2 separate regions of the Homo sapiens genome follow, and region 2 is linked to region 1. A link is an interaction called in ENCODE POLR2A ChIA-PET data of the cell type or tissue named here. Cell type or tissue: K562. All regions are shown on one strand. Each heading gives the region's core, and the rest is flanking DNA. Links, peaks and the distances in the headings are about the cores only.

Evidence for each region. Peaks named below come from ENCODE experiments on the same cell type or tissue, not always from the same donor. Only the 100,000 strongest peaks of a DNase experiment are listed, where the experiment ranks them.
Region 2: POLR2A ChIA-PET joins it to region 1 with 5 read pairs; 4 of 35 experiments call an interaction of 5 or more read pairs at or near these places.

The regions. Positions count from the first base shown.
Region 1 is chr17:76,221,872-76,226,262 of GRCh38, reverse strand. All of the region lies in intron 1 of RNF157 (ring finger protein 157), which reads left to right. It also overlaps the pseudogene ATF4P3. Among named protein-coding and RNA genes, the nearest start is that of RNF157, 16 kb to the left of the region's middle. In K562, for the core only: no CTCF peak of the experiment used is centred there; a DNase peak (open chromatin) is centred at 2,270.
Region 2 is chr17:76,371,234-76,375,624 of GRCh38, reverse strand. No RefSeq gene overlaps it. Among named protein-coding and RNA genes, the nearest start is that of SPHK1, 11 kb to the left of the region's middle. In K562, for the core only: no CTCF peak of the experiment used is centred there; no DNase peak of the experiment used is centred there.

The DNA.
Region 1 (4,391 bases), core at 268-4,267:
TGGGCAGTGAAGTGGATATCACTGAAGAAGATAGGAAGCCGGACTCCACTGCTTACGTTGCCATGATCCCTCAGTGCATAAAGGAGGAAGACACCCCTTCAGATAATGATAGTGGCATCTGTATGAGCCCAGAGTCCTATCTGGGGTCTCCTCAGCATAGCCCCTCTACCAGGGGCTCTCCAAATAGGAGCCTCCCATCTCCAGGTGTTCTCTGTGGGTCTGCCCACCCCAAACCTTACGATCCTCCTGGAGAGAAGATGGTAGCAGCAAAAGTAAAGGGTGAGAAACTGGATAAGAAGCTGAAAAAAATGGAGCAAAACAAGACAGCAGCCACTAGGTACCGCCAGAAGAAGAGGGCGGAGCAGGAGGCTCTCACTGGCGAGTGCAAAGAGCTGGAAAAGAAGAACGAGGCTCTAAAAGAGAGGGCAGATTCCCTGGCCAAGGAGATCCAGTACCTGAAAGATTTGATAGAAGAGGTCCGCAAGGCAAGGGGGAAGAAAAGGGTCCCCTAGTTGAGGGTAGGTCAGGAGTGTCAACGTGCTTGTACATAGAGTGTCTGCTGTAGCTGTGTGTTCCAATAAATTATTTTGTAGGGAAAAAAATACATATTATTTGGCCACTAAAAACAATGAGGTCATGCCATAAATACAGACATAGATGCCTACAGTATATTAGGTGAAAGCAACTTGCAGATCAATATGTGCATTCAATTATGCAGACAATATGTGCATTCAAATAGTCCATTCAATTAAAAAAAATAATAGAACAGGAAGACCTGGACATATTTGTATATGTATAAAAAAATCTGGAAGGCCACACCCAATTGTGAATAGTGGAGTTACTTCTTATGGAGTAGGGTTAAATTTTAAATTATTAACTTATATATACTAATTTTTTTGGCAAAGGACATGTATTGTGTATTTCTATTTCTTTTTCTTTTTGTGGAGATGGAGTCTTGCTATGTTGCCCAGGCTGGTTTGAACTCCTGGGCTCAAGTGATCCTCCCACCTCAGCCTCCCAAAGTGCTGGGATTACAGTTGTGAGCCATTGCACCTAACATGTAATATTTTTGTTTTTATTTTTATATTTTTGAGATGGAGGCTCACTCTGTTGCCTAGGCTGGAGTGCAGTAGTGCAATCTTGGCTCACTGCAGCCTCTGCCTCCCAGGTTCAAGCGATTCTTCTGCCTCAGCCTCCCAAGTAGCTGGGATTACAGATGCCCGCCACCATACCCGGCTAATTTTTGTGTTTTTGGTAGAGACAGGGTTTCACCATGTTGGCCAGGTTGGTCTCGAACTCCTGACCTCAAGTGATCTGCCCACCTTGGCCTCCCAAAGTGCTGGGATTACAGGCATGAGCCACTGCTCCCAGCCCTAATTTTTTAAATAATTAAAAATATGCTCTAGGGCAAGTTTGTACAACCCACGCCCCATGGGCTGGGCTACATGTGGCCCAGGATGGCTTTGAATGCAGCGCAACACAAATTAGTAAACTTTCTTAAAACATTATGAGTTTTTTTGCAGTTTCTTTCTTTTTTTTTTTTAAAGCTTATCAGCTATCAGTAGTGTTAGTGTATTTCAAGTGTGGCGTAAGACCATTCTTCTTTTTCCAGTGTGGCCAAGGGAAGTCAAAAGATTAGGCACCCTTGCTCTAGGGGGAAAACTTAAAAATGAAGAACAAAAGCAGCACTGTAGCATTATAGAATTGAGCTGAATATTTAGAGGTGTTTGCAGTTTTCTAGTTTTCTTCTTATTTTTGTGATCTAAAGCTTATTGTTATTGAAATGTCATGTAGATGAAGATTTTTTCAAATATATGAAAATTTACTAGGATTCCCATAGCCTATAGATTCCCATAGAATTGTAGAAGAATAGAAAATGGGTTTAATTGTCCTTTATTATATGTTGTTATAATTCATAGTGGTTTGCTAACAAATGTCACAATATCTTATTGAGGCAGACATAATTTAGGGAACCCATTGCTCAATATTTAATTTCACTGTGGTATTAGGAATATGTCCCAAAAACTTAAATTCAAAATGATTAGGCAAATTATTTAATACAATGAATTTTAAATGAGATTTTTCTTTTTTGTTCACATTATAAGGAACAAATAGTTGATTTTCCTTTGTTGAAGTCAATTTATTGATTTTGGGCTTTCGCTTCAAAAATTGCCATTGATAGGGTAGGGCTCCCTCAGTGTAATGCAAGTTCCCTTTGCATTGCCCTGAGTTCTTGTAGAGCCAGAAAGTGCTGATAGTGACTAAGATAAAGTCAGATGTTAAGGAGTAGTGTCTGGAGCTGCTCTGGCCAGTGTGGGCCTTGCCCTGTGTTATTATACTTACTTCTTTCTGATGGTGCTCTGCAAAGTTGTATATGAATTGTGTATGTGTTGAAAACACTGCATGTTCTAACATTTTTTACTGAGGTTCAGAGTTATTTTGCTTTTGTTTCCAAAAATATAAAGTTGGGCAGTGCAGTCTGTTTGGTTTTTTGTTTCATTATATTCCATATTTTATTCTGAACAGGGAGGCTGTACGTTGAACTTAGTGGTTCTTCCACTAGATATGTAAAACACAATATTTAACGTTTATGTGGAAAACAAAATGTTTTTGAGACTAAGGGGTTTGATTTACAATTCCTGTTTGTCAGAAAGAAAAAAATTTGGGTTTTATATGGTTAAGCATTTTATCATCAATTCATTATCCCTCTTTCTTTTTTCCTATTACAGTACAGGAAAAGGAAGAGTCAGGTATTGTTTATGTGTAAAGAACCTTGGCCGAGCATGGTGGCCCATGCCTGTAATCCCAGCACTTTGGGAGGCCGAGGCGGATGGATCACCTGAGGTCAGGAGTTCGAGACCAGTCTGGCCAACATGGTGAAACCCCGTCTCTACTAAAAATACAAAAATTAGCCAGGTTTGGTGGCACATGCCTGTAATCCCAGCTACTTGCAAGGCTGAGGCAGAAGAATCACTTGAACCTGGGAGGCGGATGTTGCAGCGAGCAGAGATTGGACTACTGCACTCCAGCCTGGGTGACAGAGTGAGACTACGTCTCAAAAAAAAAAAAAAAAGGCCGGGTGCGGTGGCTCACCCCTGTAATCCCAGCACTTTGGGAGGCCCAGGTGGGCGGATCACGAGGTCAGGAGATCAAAACCATCCTGGCTAACACGGTGAAACCCCGTCTCTACTAAAAATACAAAAAATTAGCCAGGCATGGTGGCGGGCGCCTGTAGTCCCAGCTACTCGGAAGGCTGAGGCAGGAGAACGGCGTGAACCCAGGAGGCGGAGCTTGCAGTGAGCCAGGATCGGGCCTCTGCACTCCAACCTGGGCAACAGAGCGAGACTCTGTCTCAAAAAAAAAAAAAGAACCTTAAACATTTGGCTCGTCTTCCACATATATATGAAATAATAGACATTACATTTACACACACACACAGTTGTTTGATTTCATTTCTCTCACACACATGCTATTCTTTGCCACTGTCAGATGGAGAGACAGGTGCAGGGTTGAGATGTGGAGTTAGCCAGACCTTCGGTTCAAACCTTGCATCTCTCGGTCTCTGCTGTTTCTTAACTGTGGGACGTTGTGTGAGTCACTGAACTCTTCTAATCCTTAGTTTCCTCAACTGAAAAATGGACGTAAGAGAATATCTTACAGATGAAAATCAGGGATAATTTTGGTAAAGTTCTGTATCTTGCTTACGATACATGCTTGGAAGTTAAAATAAAAATTCAAATGACAGCATTATAACCTGACTGTGCCAAATTCTTCCTCCCCATGTGATTTTTTAAAATTGAGGCGAAGTTCACGTAACATAAAATTATCTTAAAGTGAACGACTCAGTGGCATTTTGAACATTCACAGTGTTGCACAATCCACTACCTCTATTCTAGAACTTTTTTTTTTTTTTTTTGAGACGGGGTCTTGCTCTGTCACCCAGGCTGGAGTGCAGTGACACGATCCTCAGCTCACTGCAACTTCTGCCTCCCAGGTTCAAGCTGTTCTTGTGCCTCAGCCTCCCAAGTAGCTGGGATCACAGGCGTGTGCCACTACACCCAGCTCATTTTTGTATTTTTAGTAGAGACGGGGTTGCTTCATGTTGGCCAGGCTGGTCTCGAACTCCTGACCTTAAGTGATCCACCTGCCTCAGCCTCCCAAAAGGTGTGCGCCACTGCGCCCGGCCTCTAGAACATTTTTATCACCTCAAAATAAAACCAATTAAGCAGTTTGTCCCCACTCTCCCCTGCCCCCATCCCCTGGCAATCACCAGTCTACTCTCTCTGTGGATTTACCTATCTGGATATTTCATATACATGGAATCATACTACAGTATGTGACCTTTTGTGTTTGGCTTCTTTGTCTCAGCATACTGTTTTGGAGGTTCATTC
Region 2 (4,391 bases), core at 142-4,141, 150 kb before region 1:
GGCTGATCCGACAGGAGAGCTGTTTCAGACAGCAGAGTTCCTTGTTCTCTTTGCTCATTGCCCTAAAGTCCTGATCACGGCAACGTGACTGGCATCTTGAGAATGAGTTAAGATGTCATTTTTCCTTCAAGGCACCATTTGATGATCCTAGCAGTGCCTGAAACTCACCATTTTGAAACTGAATGGGTAACCAAGTGATTACCTTTATAAGGGCTGGAGAGTTTGATTTTTTAATTTTATTTTGTTAACATATTTTTTTGAGACAGAGCCTCACTCTGTCACCCAGGCTGGAGTGCAGTGGTGCGATTTTGGCTCACTGCAACCTCCACCTCCTGGATTCAAGAGATTCTCCTGCCTCAGCCTCCCAAGTAGCTGAGATTACAGGCGGCTGCCACCACTCCCAGCTAATTTTTGTATTTTTAGTAGATACAGGGTTTCTCCATGTTGGTCAGGCTAGTCTTGAACTCCTGACCTCAGGGGACCTGCAAGTTTGATATTTTAATGTCTCTGATACCTCAACGCATGCAGGCTAATACTGAAATTATTTTAAAAAACAAAATTGAGGGGCTGGGCGCAGTGGCTCACGCCTGTAATCCTAACACTTTGGGAGGCCGTGGCGGGCAGATCACCTGAGTTTGGGAGTTCGAGACCAGGCTGACCAACATGGAGAAACCCCGTCTCTACTAAATATAAAAAAAAATTAACCGGGCGTGGTGGCGCATGCCTGTAATCCCAGCTACTCCGGAGGCTGAGGCAGGAAAAGTGCTTGAACCCGGGAGGCGGAAGTTGTGGTGAGCCGAGATGGCGCCATTGCACTCCAGCCTGGGCAACAAGAGCAAAACTCCATCTCAAAAAAAAAAAAAAAAAAAAAAAAAAAAAAATTGAGAGGGCCCAGAGAGTGCTCCTTTCAGATCAGTGAGGAGCATACAAGTGGCTGGAGGACATACCTTTTCTTTTCTCTTTTCGCATCTTCCCTAGAACTATAATCAGCAAGGTTCTGCACACAAAAATCCTCAAGAAATGCCCGCAGGCAGACCTCTCCCATTGGAATCGCTGGCAGATGCAGCACGGCACCCCAGGGAGGGAGCCGGGTGCATTGCAGCAATGGAGGGCCAGGAAAGGCACCGTCCAACACTCCACCTCCTCCTGGCTGGGCACAGCAGGCTGATGGGTCCCTTGAGGTACAGATGGTCCCAATGCAGAGTTAAAAAGACACATCAGTCTTCGTGACTCTGCATGGCCTAGAAAAATCTATAGCATCAGGACGTGCGGCATTTGCAAACAAGCACAAACCATTTAAGACTGGGTTCAGTGGCACACGCCTATAATCCCAGCATCTTGGGAGGCTGAGGCGGGCGGATCACCTGAGATCAGGAGTTTGAGACCAGCCTGACCAACATGGTGAAACCCCGTCTCTACTAAAAATACAAAATTAGCTGGGCGTGGTGTCACATGCCTGTAATCCCAGCTACTCAGGAGGCTGAGGCAGGAGAATTGCTTGAACCCGGGAAGCGGAGGTTGCAGTGAGCTGAGGTTGCGCCACTGCACTCCAGCCTGGGCAACAAGAGCGAAACTCCGCCTAAAAAAAAAAAGACCGAGTTCCGATTCCAATTGCCGTGTGACAAGTATCTGCCATTACTTGACTCTCAGATTGAGAATTTTGAGCTTCTAAAGAAAGAAAACACTCAATAACTGCAAAAGATGATAAACTCAGGGTTGGCTCTGCCTCCTTTCAGCTCTTGGCAGGCGTGTCATTCCTGAGGGAAGAGGCATGTGCAGTCCCACTAGCAGATCTGTCACCTCAATTTGCAGCCTTTAGTGGTATAGGAGCATGCCGCCTGGGAAAGGCTGAGCGGGAGCCAGGAGCCACAGCAAAGCCCAGGACGCTGAAGAGCGTGCTTGTCTCGGAGGCCTGAGTCTTTTTTTTTTTTTTTTTTTGAGACAGGGTCTTGCTCTGTCACCCCAGGCTGGAGTGCAGTGGCGCCATCTCAGCTCACTGCAACCTCCGCCTCAAATCTTTTTTTTTTTTTCTTCCGGATGGGGTCTCACTCTGTCACCCAGGCTGGAGTGCAGTAGCGCTATCCCAGCTCACTGCAACTTCCACCTCCTGGGCCCAAGCAATCCTTCCACCTCAGCTTCCTGAGTAGCTGGGACTACAGTCACGCACCACAACCCCCAGCTACTTTTTTTTTTATTTTGTATTTTTTCTAGAGACTGGGTCTCACTCTGTTACCCAGACTAGTCTCAAACTCCTGGACTCAAGCAATCTGCACACCTCGGCCTCCCAAAGTGCTGGGATTACAGGCATGAGTCACACCTGATCAATTTAGTTTTTAAAAGCATGCTTGGAGCCGGGCGCGGTGGCTCGCGACTGTAATCCCAGCACTTTGGGAGGCCAAGGCGGGCAGATGACGAGCTCAGGAGTTCGAGACCAGCCTGGCCAACATGGTGAAACCCCATCTGTACTAAAAATACAAAAATTAGCTGGGCATAGTGGTGCGCGCCTGTAGTCCCAGCCTCTTGGGAGGCTGAGGCAGGAGAATTGCTTGAACCTGGAAGGTGGAGTTTGTGGTGAGCCGAGATCGTGCCACTGCACTCCAGCCTGGGCAGCAGAGCGAGACTCCGTCTCAGAAAAAAAAAAAAAAGAAGCATGGTTGGGTGGCTGTCTGGGTGACGGCTGCTGCAGGAGGGCAGTGTGGCAGGGGTTTCTCATCTGCAAGGACCCTGAGCAGAACAGCAGGAACCTAATTCTAGTTCTAAACCAACAGCCTGCGTGTCACGTATGCTCAAGGAAGGCTGGCATGTCACCCATGAAAATGGTCTTCACAGATGTGGAAAACTAAGCCAGATTTACCAACCGGTGCTTGAGAAAAATGTCTTTTAGAATGAGAGACTCAGATTCCTTAAAAAATTAAGCATAGGGTTACTATATGACCTAGTAATTCCACTTCTAGTTCTGGTCTGTACCTAAGAGAGATAAAAACATGTCCACACAAAAACTCATCCAGGAATGTTCATAGAAGCATTATTCACAATAGTCAAGAGGTGGAAACAACCCAAATGTTGATGGATGACTGGATAAAGAAAATGTGGCCTAGTCACACAATGGAATATTATTTGTCCATAGAAGGGAATGAGGTCCTGACACATGCTACAGCGTGAATGAACTTCGAAAACATGACGCAGAGTGAGAGTCCAGATGCAAAAGGTCACCTATTGTATGAGTCAATTTCTACGAAATGTCCAGAATAAGCAAATTTGTAGACAGAAGGCAGGTTGGTGGTTGCCAGAGACTCTGGGGAGAGGGAGAATGAGGTAGAACTGCTTACTGGGCATGGGATTTCCTTTTGGGGTGATGAAGATGTTTTGGAACTACATAGACGTAGTGGTTTCACAACGTTGTGAGTGTACTTAATGCCACTGATTATGCACTTTAAGATGTTATGTGAATTTCACCACAGATTATTTATTTTTCTTTTTATTATTATTATTTAAAATGTCCGCTATTTAAAAAGGAATCTTGGCTCGCTGCAACCTCCGTCTCTCTGGTTCAAGTGATTTTCCTGCCTCAGCCTCCCCAGTAGCTGGGACTACAGGCGCGTGCCACCACGCTCGGATGTGGTAAGTACTAAGAGGACTCCTGAGTTTGGCCTCGGGCTATCCCTTAAGAAAAGCTGCTTTCTGGAGAGAAGGCAACAGATGCACACAAGGGTGCCTGCCTAGGGAATGGCTGAGGGCCGCATCTACTTCTGGGGTCATTTAGCACTGAGGTTTCCAACTAGGGAGCACGTAGGAATCACCTGCAGAGCCTGTGCCCCACTGCCAATGACTATGACTTCACTCACTGCTCTGGAATTTTTCATTTTCTTTCTTTCTTTTTTTTTTTTTTTTTTTTTTTTGAGACAGGGTCTCTGTCACCCAGGTGGGAGTGCAGAGGCACAAACACAGCTCACTACAGCCTCAACCTCCTGGGCTCAAGCAATCCTCCCACCTCAGCTTCCCGAGTAGCTAGGACCACAGGGGCATGCCACTGTGCCCAATTTTTTTTTTTTTTTTTTTTTTTTGGTAGAGACAGAGTCTCACTATGTGGCCCAGGCTGGCCACTCTTGAGCTCAAGTGATCCTCCCACTACAGCTTCCCAAAGTACTGGGATTATAGGCATGAGCCACTGTACCCAGCCTGGTCTGGAATTTTCCAGAGTTCCCCAGTGATTCTAAGGTACAGACAAGTTTGGGAACTACTGACTTAGTATAAAGGAAGGCTGTTTTCCAAGTAGATGAACAAACTAAATAAGGATTCAGGGAGATTTGTGTAATTGCCACAGAAAACTTCTTGAAAGGCATTAGGCCGTGCACGGTGGCTCACACCTGTAATCCCAACACTTTGGGAGG